2 separate regions of the Homo sapiens genome follow, and region 2 is linked to region 1. A link is a contact called in ENCODE Hi-C or POLR2A ChIA-PET data. All regions are on one chromosome and are shown on one strand. The core of a region is the stretch at or near the end of the contact, and the rest is flanking DNA. Distances in the headings are between cores, read along the strand shown.

What was found. Hi-C counts contacts between places; a loop is a spot of excess contacts on that map. ChIA-PET counts read pairs that join two places held with the same protein, here RNA polymerase II (POLR2A).
Region 2: a map of endothelial cell of umbilical vein shows a loop between it and region 1 (2.4-fold over the local background). The contact joins the enhancer-like site here to the promoter of BMP2 in region 1. A Hi-C loop is called at or near these places in 1 of 168 maps with a recorded cell type or tissue (endothelial cell of umbilical vein). POLR2A ChIA-PET finds 5 or more read pairs at or near these places in 2 of 52 experiments (A549 and activated naive CD4-positive, alpha-beta T cell).

The regions. Positions count from the first base shown.
Region 1 is chr20:6,765,132-6,772,421 of GRCh38, forward strand. It overlaps BMP2 (bone morphogenetic protein 2), which reads left to right and starts at 2,555. Exons shown (of 3, transcript NM_001200.4): 1 at 2,555-3,744; 2 at 4,989-5,341. The coding sequence starts at 4,996. LOC105372517 (a long non-coding RNA gene) reads right to left here and starts at 2,353. Exons shown (of 4, transcript XR_937229.2): 1 at 2,190-2,353; 2 at 1,269-1,674; 3 at 721-877; 4 at 462-538. RefSeq lists promoters at 1-3,609, 2,419-3,060, 2,450-3,609, cis regulatory regions at 1,523-2,313, 2,320-2,419, 3,060-3,234 and silencers at 2,499-2,548, 2,639-2,688.
Region 2 is chr20:7,624,314-7,631,603 of GRCh38, forward strand. No RefSeq gene overlaps it. Among named protein-coding and RNA genes, the nearest start is that of MIR8062, 260 kb to the left of the region's middle. Within about 2 kb of position 4,063, at least 2 of the 41 ENCODE cell types and tissues checked have a DNase peak (open chromatin) inside an H3K27ac peak, as active enhancers do.

The DNA of each region.
Region 1 (7,290 bases), core at 1,305-3,804:
AATCATTATCTGGTCATCTTTGCTTTTTTACATAACTTGTCTGTACCCTCTGATGCATTTGAATTTGCAACTTCTACTATCCCTATCTTAAACAACTCCCCACTCCCACCTCTGCCCCTTCCACATTTGCTGGCAGATGCACTAAGTCTGATAAACTCAGCAAGACTGAATCTCACCCTCTGAACTGAAAAACTTTGAATGGACCTTTGAAAACGGTAGAATTGACAATGGTTAGCTGCAAGTGATATTTTCAAGGCAAACAGACACTCTCCCAAAGTATTAAATAACCCAGCATTCTAAGTTGCAGGTGGAAGGTAGCCATTAGTGAAGAGAGAGAAAAAAAAAAGAAATAGCTCGTCTGTATTTAGATTTATCATTTCTGACTATTGCTCTTCCCTGGAAAACGGGTAGGTACAGTCATCCTGTACTTCGATCCCAAATCAGTCTCTGGAGACTACTTATTTATTTATTTATTTATTTATGGACTTCTTTCTTTCAAGCGTTCGAACTCATTTCCACCACAAGAGGGCAGCCATCTCTAAAAAAAAAAAAATAGGGCCAAAATTTATGTAAGTTGTGCTTGGAACAAGCATTCAGTAGTTCCTCAGAAATCATACACCCTACATAAAAGAGATTCTGCAATGGGCAGCACTAACATGAAACAGTGTTCAGAAGTACCCATTTTCCCTCAGATTCTAAACTGACAAGGTTTCCACTTACCAGGTTATGAAGTTCTAAAGCTGCAAGACATCCTTGAGGTCATCACAGGATATTTATTTATTTTTTCTTCGGGTGCATCCAATAGTTATCAACTTTTCCTCCTCTTTAAAAGCTACTTAAATCTCATTGAAGTTTTGTTTTGTTTTGTTTTTGAAATCTAAGTAATGAGAGAAACAATTGTTAACTTCTCAATTAAACTTGATAGGAAAGGAAATAATTTCAGAAGCCCTGTGTCCATGAGTAGGATATGTTTTATTGCCTCCTTGTTTGCGGTGCAATGACTCTGAGTGACAATCAACTTCTATAGCACCTTTTTTTTTTTTTTCAGGAAATAAAGTAGCATGTTCCTGAATAATTCCCCCACCCCCTTTTATTTTCCTGGTAGTCAGGCTTCCTCCAAAATACCTTATTTGACCTTTATACCTTTAGAAACAGCAAGTGCCTAATTCGCCTCTGTGGGTTGCTAATCCGATTTACGTGAGCGGAACCTAGTATTATTTTAGCTCCCCTACCGAAAAAATAATACACATGGATAATAGTTCTATTACCAGCTCCTGCTTCTGACTTTTTTCTCTCTGTTTCGCAGGCCCGATAGCTCTGGGAAAGCAGAACTTGGCCTTTTCCAAAAATTTTCTGCCCTTGGTTTTGGGGATCATTTGGGCAAGCCCGAGGTGCTGTGCATGGGGGCTCCTGGAATCCTGGGAAGGGCAGAAAGCCTTGGCCCCAGACTCATCGTGCAGCAGCTCTGAGCAGTATTTCGGCTGAGGAGTGACTTCAGTGAATATTCAGCTGAGGAGTGACTTGGCCACGTGTCACAGCCCTACTTCTTGGGGGCCTGGTGGAAGAGGGTGGCGTAGAAGGTTCCAAGGTCCCAAACTGGAATTGTCCTGTATGCTTGGTTCACACAGTGCGTTATTTTACCTTCCTCTGAGCTGCTAATCGCCTGCCTCTGAGCTGGGTGAGATAAATATCACAAGGCACAAAGTGATTGTACAATAAAAAAATCAAATCCCTCCCATCCATCCTTCAGTCTGCCACACACGCAGTCTACGTTACACACATGTCACGTAAAGCAGGATGACATCCATGTCACATACATAGACATATTAACCGAAATGTGGCCCTTCGGTTGCATATATTCTCATACATGAATATATTTATAGAAATATATGCACATATTTTTGTATATTGGATATATTTATGTAACTATAAATTTACATGCGTATGGATATGAAAATAAATGCATACACATTTATGTAAAAAAATTTGTACACATGCATTTACATATGTAAATACATACATCTCTATGTATTAATGTTTAAAAACACTCAATTTCCAGCCTGCTGTTTTCTTTTAATTTTCCTCCTATTCCGGGGAAACAGAAGCGTGGATCCCACGTCTATGCTATGCCAAAATACGCTGTAATTGAGGTGTTTTGTTTTGTTTTGTTTTTTGAAATCGTATATTACCGAAAAACTTCAAACTGAAAGTTGAATAACGGGCCCAGCGGGGAAATAAGAGGCCAGACCCTGACCCTGCATTTGTCCTGGATTTCGCCTCCAGAGTCCCCGCGAGGGTCCGGCGCGCCAGCTGATCTCTCCTTTGAGAGCAGGGAGTGGAGGCGCGAGCGCCCCCCTTGGCGGCCGCGCGCCCCCGCCCTCCGCCCCACCCCGCCGCGGCTGCCCGGGCGCGCCGTCCACACCCCTGCGCGCAGCTCCCGCCCGCTCGGGGATCCCCGGCGAGCCGCGCCGCGAAGGGGGAGGTGTTCGGCCGCGGCCGGGAGGGAGCCGGCAGGCGGCGTCCCCTTTAAAAGCCGCGAGCGCCGCGCCACGGCGCCGCCGCCGCCGTCGCCGCCGCCGGAGTCCTCGCCCCGCCGCGCTGCGCCCGGCTCGCGCTGCGCTAGTCGCTCCGCTTCCCACACCCCGCCGGGGACTGGCAGCCGCCGCCGCACATCTGCCGCCACAGCCTCCGCCGGCTACCCGAACGTTCTCGGGGCCAGCGCCGAGTGGATCACCGGGGACCGCGAGGCACCCGCGCGCCGCAGACCCCGCGCGGGCTGGAGCACCCGGCAGAGCGCGCCACAGCGCCGTGGCCTCTGCTGCCCGGGCTGCGCCAGAGCCGCGGACGGGCGCGCAGAGCGCCGGGGACTCCGGAGCCGATCCCTAGCGCCGCGATGCGGAGCACCTACTGCAGGAGATCGGGGGCCTGGGACGCGCTGGCCGAGGTGTGATCGGACCCCAGGCTAGCCACAAAGGGCACTTGGCCCCAGGGCTAGGAGAGCGAGGGGAGAGCACAGCCACCCGCCTCGGCGGCCCGGGACTCGGCTCGACTCGCCGGAGAATGCGCCCGAGGACGACGGGGCGCCAGAGCCGCGGTGCTTTCAACTGGCGAGCGCGAATGGGGGTGCACTGGAGTAAGGCAGAGTGATGCGGGGGGGCAACTCGCCTGGCACCGAGATCGCCGCCGTGCCCTTCCCTGGACCCGGCGTCGCCCAGGATGGCTGCCCCGAGCCATGGGCCGCGGCGGAGCTAGCGCGGAGCGCCCGACCCTCGACCCCCGAGTCCCGGAGCCGGCCCCGCGCGGGGCCACGCGTCCCTCGGGCGCTGGTTCCTAAGGAGGACGACAGCACCAGCTTCTCCTTTCTCCCTTCCCTTCCCTGCCCCGCACTCCTCCCCCTGCTCGCTGTTGTTGTGTGTCAGCACTTGGCTGGGGACTTCTTGAACTTGCAGGGAGAATAACTTGCGCACCCCACTTTGCGCCGGTGCCTTTGCCCCAGCGGAGCCTGCTTCGCCATCTCCGAGCCCCACCGCCCCTCCACTCCTCGGCCTTGCCCGACACTGAGACGCTGTTCCCAGCGTGAAAAGAGAGACTGCGCGGCCGGCACCCGGGAGAAGGAGGAGGCAAAGAAAAGGAACGGACATTCGGTCCTTGCGCCAGGTCCTTTGACCAGAGTTTTTCCATGTGGACGCTCTTTCAATGGACGTGTCCCCGCGTGCTTCTTAGACGGACTGCGGTCTCCTAAAGGTAGAGGACGCGGGCCAGGGCCCGGGGTGGGTGGTGGGTGGGAGGGGGATTTGGGCAGCCACTGCGGTAGAGCCCTTCCTTACGTCCAGGCCAGAAGTAAACAGACCCCTCTCCAGTCCACGTGCAACGGAGCCCTGCAGGGGCTCCCACTTCCAGCTGCCCCGGGCGACCGTAAGCCTCACCCTCCCGGCCCGCACTCTTCCACCCCTCTTTCTTCCCCTCTCCCTGGAATACTTTTGGAGCTGTTAACACTTAGATGAGGTGTTTTATTTATTTATTTATTTATTTTTAATTTTTTTAAAAACTTTTTTGGGTCAAAGAAATCCCTTTGAGAGGGTAGCCCCTGGGTTTCACCCGTTAGCTGAGAACCTGTCCGCTCTGCCATGGTGATCTCCATTCTTCAAGTGTTTCCGGGAGACTTGGTTTCTTTGCTCAGAGCCGTGTCCCATTTAGGAAAGTACTAGGAGTTTGGGGTTCTCCCTACTTGTTTCCAGAAATGCGAGGGGTCAGTACTGAAGGATCACTTGGTACTGTGTTTTTAACAGCTGACACGTGCATTAATAGATATTCACCATTTACGTAATCCCGGGAAGATACATGTGTATCTTGACTGCACTGTGGGGATGCGGGATGGAGCTGCCTTTCGAGACACCCCTGAGGGTAGGGGCCTGGGACACAAGTCATAAGTGGCTTCAGAAGTTGTGGCCTTGAGCTTACAGGGTCTGGAAGCTATAAGGGTGTGTGTGTGTGTGTGTGTGTGTGTGTGTGTGTGTCAGGAAGTTCTATACAGTGCCTCTAAGGAAGTCACATGCACCATTTATGTGTGTTTATATGCCAGACAGCGCTCAGCACTCCGCATTTGGGTTTGTATAGGGGACGCAGGGTGTCAGATCAAGCGGTGGTTTTCCCAGGTTCCCGGCATTGGCTGTCAGCGCTGTGTCACACACAAAAAAGTGACAGTCATTGGCGCTGGTTTGGTTGGGGGGGAGGGCAAATCCCAAATCTGATGTCAGACGAGCTAAGCGTTGGATGGGAGCGATAAATCATCTGGTTCAGGAACTTGGGACCCTTCATTATCCCAAACGTTTGAGCTTCGGTCGGTCTTACCTAGACTCGTGAGTGTGCCAAGCCAGGAGGGCATCCTGGAGGAGGCACGCCAGCCAAATGGGAGACCGGGCCGCGGGGGCGCGAGGGGGGAGGACTGGGCGGGGAACTCGGGTGACTCACGTCGGTCCTGTCCGCAGGTCGACCATGGTGGCCGGGACCCGCTGTCTTCTAGCGTTGCTGCTTCCCCAGGTCCTCCTGGGCGGCGCGGCTGGCCTCGTTCCGGAGCTGGGCCGCAGGAAGTTCGCGGCGGCGTCGTCGGGCCGCCCCTCATCCCAGCCCTCTGACGAGGTCCTGAGCGAGTTCGAGTTGCGGCTGCTCAGCATGTTCGGCCTGAAACAGAGACCCACCCCCAGCAGGGACGCCGTGGTGCCCCCCTACATGCTAGACCTGTATCGCAGGCACTCAGGTCAGCCGGGCTCACCCGCCCCAGACCACCGGTTGGAGAGGGCAGCCAGCCGAGCCAACACTGTGCGCAGCTTCCACCATGAAGGTGAGGCATGGAGCAGGGCGTGGGGGCGGGGAGTCACCCTGCAAAGCCCTCCACCGTGGGCAGACTGCAGCCGTCCCTGTAGAGGCAGCTTGGCCGGGGCACCAGCGGACGTTTCCACTCTTGCTTCTGTACTATCGTTTCTGAATCTGATTTTAACTCACTGCTTGTGTGGTGGGGGAGCCAGGGATTCCCCTTTAGTAACTCCGCACCCTCTTCCTGGCTTGCAGCCAGAAGAGCTACTCCTCCTGGAAGAATTGGAGAGAAATCAAGTGATGGGGAAGATGAGGGCAAAAGGCATGCCTCTAGTCAGCTAAACGTGCAAGAATTCCACAGAGGGAAAAGGAGAAAAAGGGAGGCAGATTGAGATTTCTTTAAGTCTGTTTGGAAGCTTTTGCTCTATAAATCTGCCGCTTAAGCCAGGGTTTTAGGGTAGACAGAGCCAAGGGCAGAGTTTTCAGAGATAGTATTGAAAAATCAAAGCCCAGGGCCCCAAAGTCTTTCTAATTTATAGTTGATCTGGGCCTGGTTTGGAAGATTTTGAATCCCAATCTAATCCCCGTGGGAGATCAATACTACAATCAATCTTATTGTTTCCACAATGACTTTCTTGTCCTGTGCTTAAATCTGAGATAGGCTCTGAGTAGAGACAAGGCAAGCCTTCAGATAAAAGCGTTTGTAGCAGCTGCCTGTTTTTTTTTCATGTGCACCGAAATGTGGATTTTTTTTTCTTTTATGATACTACATGTGGTTTTTCTAAGGTGGGATATTTCTGCTTGTTTCATCAGAAGGGCATTTAGTGGACTGGAAATGTCTTACAGCAGCTATTGAGGTCTGCTGTACCTAAGTTCTTAGAGCAATTAGTCAAAAATATGTTCCACTTCAATTCTTTTTCTACACTTTTAAATGCTTCTTTGGCTTAATACATTTAAAATAGAGCATGGGTTTCTTCAATTCCTAGAAAAGAGTACAAAAGTGTATATCACAGAGCAACCACTTGGCAGATATTTGGGGAGTTGGGAGTGAAGTTCTCTTTCTTGCCTTTCCCTGCTTAGGTGGTAAATTTCAAGTGGGAAATTTACACTGATAATAGACTAATGGGAAATGGCACTTCCAGATGTTTTCTCCCAGTGTGAAGGGTGACTTATACTTGTGAGAGTATTTGTTGGTAATGGGAATAAGTCCCAAAGGCAAGCCACATAGCAGAAGATACGTTCTCATTGAGGCAGCTACACATTACGACGGGGACACTGAATTGATCATCAGTTCATTTACAAGCACATTTCTAAGTGAGGTGCTCTCTGCTAGCAGAAATCAGATTTGAAAGGCAGTAAGATCTCACTCCACTCTTTCAGAATTCATCCAATGAAAGCAGAAATCACCTGTTGTCATATGTAAAATTTGTGTGTATGTGTACATTCTGCCATCTTAACCCTGAAATGATTATAGATCCAGCTAATCATTCCCAGGTAATGCTGATTAGAATACTTTTTTTTTTGTATAGGAATGTAATAAGAACAACTGTTTTAGACACCTCTTCTGGAAATTTAGCATGGAAGCTCTCAACTTTATTTTTAAGGCCTGGAAGATGCTGTGTCTCTGTTACAACTTAAAAGGAAGATCATTTAAGTTAGTTAACACCTAAAACATTCCATTGTGTGAGGATTTTATCAGTGATGTCTGCATATTCTCATCATTCATCTAGAAGTGGTTTGATCAGAACTAAACAGGCTACACGTTATTCAACTGTGTTATTTTAACTTAAAAAGCATGCTTGAGTTTATAAAATCAGAATTTATATCTTTGTGAGTGTAAATGTTACCTGAGAAACAGTACAGAAGTGACCAACTTGATTAAAATCAACTTGTAATAACTTCAGGTCTTAATGCAGTTAGATAATGGAGAAAAGCTATGTAATTTTGCCCCAAATTTCAACTAATCCATTTCTTGTC
Region 2 (7,290 bases), core at 2,813-5,312, 860 kb after region 1:
AGAGAAAATAATATACATGTGGGCCTGTCTCTAAGCTCTCCACTCTGTCATTAACGTAATGTGCATGACAGCACCACCTTTGTCTATTGACCATAACAGTATCTCACTGTCCTGATAACTATATCACTGGTGTGCCTATCTGGTGATATAGTTACTCCTTTTATTCTTTTTCAAATTTATAAAAGTCTTAAAACCTATTTTATTCTGTAAAATTTTAGGATCCGTTTGTAAAGGTCTGTGAGAAAATATTTCAATCATCTTGTGATTTTAATTGGAAATATGTTTTATCTATAGATTATTCTATTGAAATTACATCCAGTCTTTCCACCCACAAACATGGCATCTCCCTCAGTATAGTAAGGTTTTCTTTAGTGACTTACAATAAAGTTTAATAATTTTCTTTATACACAGGTTTTATGCTTTTTGATCCTTGATACCTTCTGGTTTTGGCTCCAGTGGTGAACAGAATTTTTATAAAATGCATAATACTTTCTAACTGGTTTGGACTGGTGCACAGAAACGCTATTGATTTTGTTTGTTGGTCTTAAAAAATCATAAGTGTGGTTTCTTCCTCTCTGCTGCCTATTTTCAAATATCCATGGAACATGTTTTTTCACTGTTTCTTGGTCTCTCTTAGTCTTGATGAAAAACTTCCTGCCAGTTTAATTGTTATTCCTTCCCAGAAAATTTGCCGATTCTTTATGAATTCTTGTGTTTTTCTTGGTCTTGTGTGTGCAGTTTTACCACTACGTGTCTAAACGTGTATTGGTTATATGACTAACTATTCACATGACTATCCCTCGCAATAAATTCTTTCTTTGTGTCATTTGTTAATTTTTTTATTATCAACTCTTTCACCTCATATTGGTTATTTAGTGTTTTGTGTAGAAATCTCGTGTACTCTGTGCTCTGAATAGGTTGTTACAAAGCACCCATCAGGTTATTTGTGTCTTTCACTGTCAGACCCTGAGTAGCTTTGGGATATTCTCCTATCACATATATGATATAAATTGGAATCCAGACACACAAAGGGACATAGAAAGCCCTGGGCCCTGCATTCCTCATGAGAGATTTTGTTCCATATCAAGATCCATGCCTCTAGTCCCAGCTACTCTGGAGGCTAAGGCAGGAGGATCTCTTGCTCTTAGGAGTTTGAGGCTACAGCGAGCAATGATTGTACCACTGCACTCCAGCCTGGGCAACAGGGCAAGACCCTAAGTTTATAATGACAAAAATATGCTTTTATTTTTCTCTTCTATGGACTAATGGCTAATGTTAGTATGTTAATTTACTCCTTTTTTTTTTTTTTTAAACTGAAGAGAAAGCTCGTCTGGGGTCCTAGCTTAATGCCAGGCTGTTAGCATCCTGTGAACTCCAGTGCTATGCCTTTTAACAAGTGCAGAACAAAAAATAACAAATTATATGTCCTTAGGGGATTTGAGGAGTCTGGCTTCTGGTTAAAAGAACTGTGTGTGATTTTTCAGGTCCAAACATAGGTAATGACACAGGTTTTACCTGGCTGCCCCAGAGGAAGGCTGCCCTCCCCACAGCAGACCCAGAGCAGGGCCCATGTGTGGGGCTGTGAGGGAGCTTCAGTCAAGGACTCAGAGGCTTCATTCCTAGGCTCCTTATCAGAGGCCTTGAGCTGAGGTCTTCTGCAGGCACCAAGGCCTCCTTATGGGAAGAGGAGGGGGCAAGCCTGGAGACACATCCCCCCTCTGCCTCAGTGCCCAGGACTTTCCAACCCCTAGCCGTTCCTCCTCACCCTCTCTGCAACCTCAGGGTCCCTAATACTGCAGTGAGACGATCCCCAGGAGCCCCAGGAGACCCACCTGACCCTTCACCGGTGCACTGCCCCATGGAGCAAAAGGGAACAGGGGAGTCAGTGCTTTCTCTTTTTTTGGCTTCTTGTTTATACCATAGCAGAAAGTGATTAAAGGCTTAATTCATTTTGGCTTGTTGATTTGGCTACCCCGTTACTCACAACTGTCCCAGGTTACCCACTCATCAGCCTGTGCTTTGCCATCTTAGCTTTAATTCCCTCTTTGTTTCTAGATCCTTATTTATTTTCTGCCATTCAAGCTCACATATTATAGGAGCATATTTTATCTAGAATATCTACAAGTTTGTAACCACAGAGATGCTCAAGAGAGCCCTGCCCCTACATTAGAGAAATAAGAACCCTCATTTTATTTCTTCCCAAAAAGTAAAGGAAGAAGAACCCTTCTGGTAAAAGTAAAGGGAACAATACAATGTAGCAATTCCTTAAGTCTACACAGGGCAGAAGAGGGAAAGGAAATTTAAACTGGATGGCAAGCACCTTGTATTAGGTTAAAATGAATAATTTTCAGGCTTTGAGACTCATTATCAAAATAAGTTGCTGAATTTGTTATAAATGTTCTTATCTCAGAATTTATAAAAAAGAGAAGACACCCAATTCTTAGAAATGTCTTGAGGCCTACCTGTAAGGAACTGCTAAGCTTCCTTCCTACCATGCGTATCCATGATGCCTACTTTTGAAAGGCTTCTAATTGTATAAATTATTTTGTAGCTCACAAATTTTAAAATATATATTTCCAGTGACAATATGCTATCAAAGGCATTTAACTTCTCATTGGAGAAAATTAAATACATCTATTTAAAAATTAAGAGCATTCCGGATTCTGTGAGCTGGACAAGAAGTAACTTCACTTATTCTTTTGTTTGTTAAATACAACTTCTTTTCCTTTTTTCATCTCTCTCCCTCTACATGAAGACTTATCCCCCGCCTACTGTTATTCCTTGATAGCTCCCAGAGTATTTGTTTTGGTCAAGTTCCCTAGAAGCAGAGGCTGTCATATTTGTGTGTGTGTGTGTGTGTGTGCAAGCACATGCATGAGCCTATGAAAATAATTTACTAAAGATGTTCTATCAGGAGAAACCTATAAGGGAAAGAGAGGAATAAAGGAAAGAAGCAACAGCTATCCAGATAGGTGTTCCAGATGAAGTCTAGCCCCAGCCTGATTCCTTGGAGGACTTTGAAACGTGAATAGCCTGCAGGGTTTGTTACAAGTGGAGAGTTTTTGGTGCCCTCTCATCATTCACCCTTTGGCTATCAGGCATTGTCTCCCATGAGAGTATAACTCCTCAGATATTGCTGGGTAGCATGGCTCCCACTGACCAAGGTGAAGTTTTGAGAAGAGAAGGCAGCTGTGAGCCATGAACAGTGAACTCGCAGAAGAGCTGGGAGATGGGTGCACTGGAAGGTAAATGGAATCTTGACAAGACACTAACAGAGTCTACTACATTACGATTCATCTTTTTGTCACCTTGAGGCAGTAAGAATTAAGATATAATAAAGCCAAGGGTTTGATTCCTTTCTTTGGGCTTTGCTCCAAGTTGAGAACTCAGAATTCTCAAATCTTAGATAACATTTTTCAAAATGTATTTTAAAGGCGTATGTTTACTTAATTACTCCTGTATTTCTGCTGCTTTGGTTTTCCTGCATTTGATATTTACTAGAAGTAACTGGGACTATGGCTAAGAAGGTAGAACGGGTTTATGTGGCAATGACAGAAGCAGCTATGGCCTGGCCTCCTGCTAGGTCAAGGTAGGTCACATTGCAAAACCCAGTCTCAGCTCAGGAGGCTCCCAAGACTGAGCTCAGAATTACCATAGAGAAGAAGTCTGAGTCCTGCTTTTTGGGCTGTTTCACATATGACAAAGTCTTTACTTTGGTAATGAGGGAAGACACTGGTAAGCAGAGGTCTGCAGCCAGACAAAGTTGGGTAGAAATTCATTTCCAGTAGACCTCAGTTGTGTGACTTCAGGTATTAAGACATTGCCAGCCAAGTAAGCTGCAATAAAAAGTTCTGATTGATAGTCTATGTTCTCCAGATTTTTTGAATCTGGACTTCAAAAGATGTGTGCATCAGATAAGTGTTTGGTGAACTTCTCTATCATTAAGAGATCACTATATTATAGCATTCCTATGTTTCCTTTCAGCAAGAAAAAACAACTAGAAGTATCCCCCAGCTGCCTGTGACTACTAAGTAAACAGCTTTTAGTCACAAAAAAATGCTATGAGAATGATAACATGCCAAGCCTGTAACTTCAAACTCAGAAAAACAAAAACTATAAAGAGCCACATGATTATTCATTTCCTTACTCAACCTATATTATTCATAGCCTCCTGAAATTCCTAAAACATCATGGTAGGTTTTCCTTGCACGAGCAATGATTTCTAATAGTTTCCACATTCCAAAGACAATGAGGGCAAGAAGCCAATATTCCATGCACAAGCTCTGTGACATGAAATAATGTACGGAAATTACTACCATTGCTGATTAACACTCATTAAGCGCCAAAAGCATTTGACTTTAATTTGCAGTTAATTTTTTTTTCTGGTTTACATTTTATTCACTCGACATTGTGAAACACATTTCAAACAAGTCCACTTTATATTCATAATTTGCATGTTACTGAAAAATCTCCAGTGTAGTGGCTACATTGCTATGTGTATATATAGTACATTATGCACCATCTAAAAGAAACGGTAAATAATAATATAGGTGCAAATTATGGATTTTTGTTTAATCTGTCCTGTATTAACTCATTCGAATTGTCATTTCATATTAAGATTCCTAAATACTAGTGTAACATACTTATGGCTGAATGAACCTAGTAAAAGTATTTTCAGGGGAACTACCACAGGTCAAATTTGTGGATTTCTATTTCAAGAAAACTTTACTAAGAGTAGGAGAGATAAATGAGGCACAGTCTCTTGAGGACTTGAAGCTGTAGCACAGCATTTGTAAGTGCAGAATATAGATTCGAACTTCCTAGATTAAAATTCTCTCCCGTAAGCCATATTACCTTAGGAAAGTATTTAGTGTCTTTCTGTCTAGGTTTCCTGATTTGAAAATGGGGTTAATCGTAGCACCTAACATGGGGGTTAATAAATGTGAAACATTCAGAATAGCACTTAAAAAAGTAAACAGTGAATGTTCTTTATTATTACTTTGGAAAAAATATATTGCAGCCTCCCACTAGACCATCTAAACTGGTATTGTGACTTTTATAATAAGATATCACCAAAACAACAGTGAGATGAAGAGACAATAGTAAAACTTTGCCATTTCCTCATTCTTATAGGAAATGGCAAAGGTACACTGTCCTTCTTTTGATAATTCTTATAGTCCTCTTTCATGATATCTAAGATCAACAAAGAAATGAGGTAACTACTGAGGAAAACTTAATCATGAATCTGTAAGAAATATCATCTTTTTTGCTTCCATTAAGTCATTTCACTATTATGACTCTTCCTCCGACAGCATGCCAGAAGTGCTCAATACATGTGTAAGAAAATTTTCCCCAAATTTGAAAATAAGCAATAGAAGTAATAGGGTGTACTTTTCACACAATGCTGAGTGTTGACTAGCAAACTCTGTGGGAACACTCTGACTATAGCTATCTATGGACCAAGCTATTAGGTTGGTGGAAAAGTAATGGCAGTTTTTGCCAGCAAAGTAATCCCCCAAACTGCAATTACTTTTGCACCAACCTAATATTTCACAATTATATAGGAGTGGAAGACAGCTTGCAGAAAAATAATAAGAAAGCAAATTATTCTTGAACATATGAAGTTTCTCCCCATTGGGATATAATTGATTTCTGATTTTTAGTCCTGTAACAAAGATTACACCAAAAATTACATGTTATTGACCTATAAGGGAGTAACCAATTTTATATTCATTAGAAAACTTAGTCATTCATAACTGCCTGTATGACTCGTGTGTGTGTGTGTGTGTTCTTCAAATTCTTCTTTGAATCCATCTAGTATCTTACTGGTTCCTTCATTATAATGAATTGTATAAAATATTTGATGCAAGTTAAATATATATTTGTATGAGAATTATGCATTTCACTATTTTAAGTTAACTTTTTTCTTGGAGATAATTTTAGATTCACATGTAGTTGTAAGAAATAATACAGAGAATTAGCCAGCTGTGGTGGTGGGTGCCTGTAATCCCAGTTACTGGGGAGACTGAGGCAGGAGAATTGCTTTAACCCGAGAGGCGGAGGTTGCAGTGAGCTGAGATCGCGCCATTGCACTCCAGCCTGGGCGACAACAGCGAAACTCCGTCTCTGGAACAAAAAAAAAAAAAAAAAAAAAAAAAAAAAGGAAGAAAGAAAGGAAATAATCCAGAGATCTGGCCGGGCACGGTGGCTCACCCTCTAATCCCAGCACTTTGGGAGACCGAGGCAGGTGGATCGGTTGAGACCAGGAGTTTGAGACCAGCCTGGTCATCATGACGAAACCTCGTCTCTACTAAAAATACAAAAATTAGCTGGGCGTGGTGATGCATGCCTGTAATCCCAGCTACTCAGGAGGCTGAGGCATGAAGGTCGCTTGAACCTGGTGGGGCAGAGGCTGCAGTGAGCCAAGATCACGCCACTGCACTCTAGCCTGGGTGGCAGAACAAGATGCAAAAAAAAAAAAAAAAAAAAGAGAGAGAGAGAGGAAGGAAGAAAGAAAGGAAGGAAGAAAAAGAAAGAAAGAAAGAAAGAAAAAGAAAGAAAGAAAGAAAGATCTCCTATACACTACTCACTTTTCCTCATCTTGTAAAACTATATACTATCGCAACCAAGATATTGACATTGATGCAATACAGACAGAAAAAAAATCCCATTACCAGAAGAATTTCTCTTATTAACCATTGAGAATCAAATCCACCTCCCTCTCGTCAAACCCTCCTGTCTCTAAAGCCTGGCTCTCACTAATGTGTTCTTCACTTCCATAATTTTGTAATTTCAAGAATGTTGTATCAATGGAATAATACAGTATGTAACATTTTGAGATTAGCTTTTTCATTCAATATAATTCACTGGTCATCCATCCAAACCATTGTGTATATCAGTAGTTTGATATTTTTATTCTTGGGCAGTATTCCCTGCTATGTATGCTGCATAGATTTTCCCAGCCATTCATTAGTTGAAAAATATGTGTGCTGTTTTCATTTTGGGCTGTTATAAATAAAACTACTATGAATATTTATATACGGGTCTTTGTGTCAACATGAGTTTTAATTTCTCTGAGATAAGTGACCAAGAATGCAATTGCTGGATTGTATGGTAAGTGCATGTTTAGTTTTGTAAGCAACCGCCATGACCTTTGCAAGAGTAGCCATACCATTTTATGTTCCTGATGGCAATAAGAGTGATTCAGTTTCCCTACATGCTTACCATCTGTTGGCATTATCACTGTTTTAAACATTTTATTCATTAGAATAGGTGTGTAGTGATATCTTC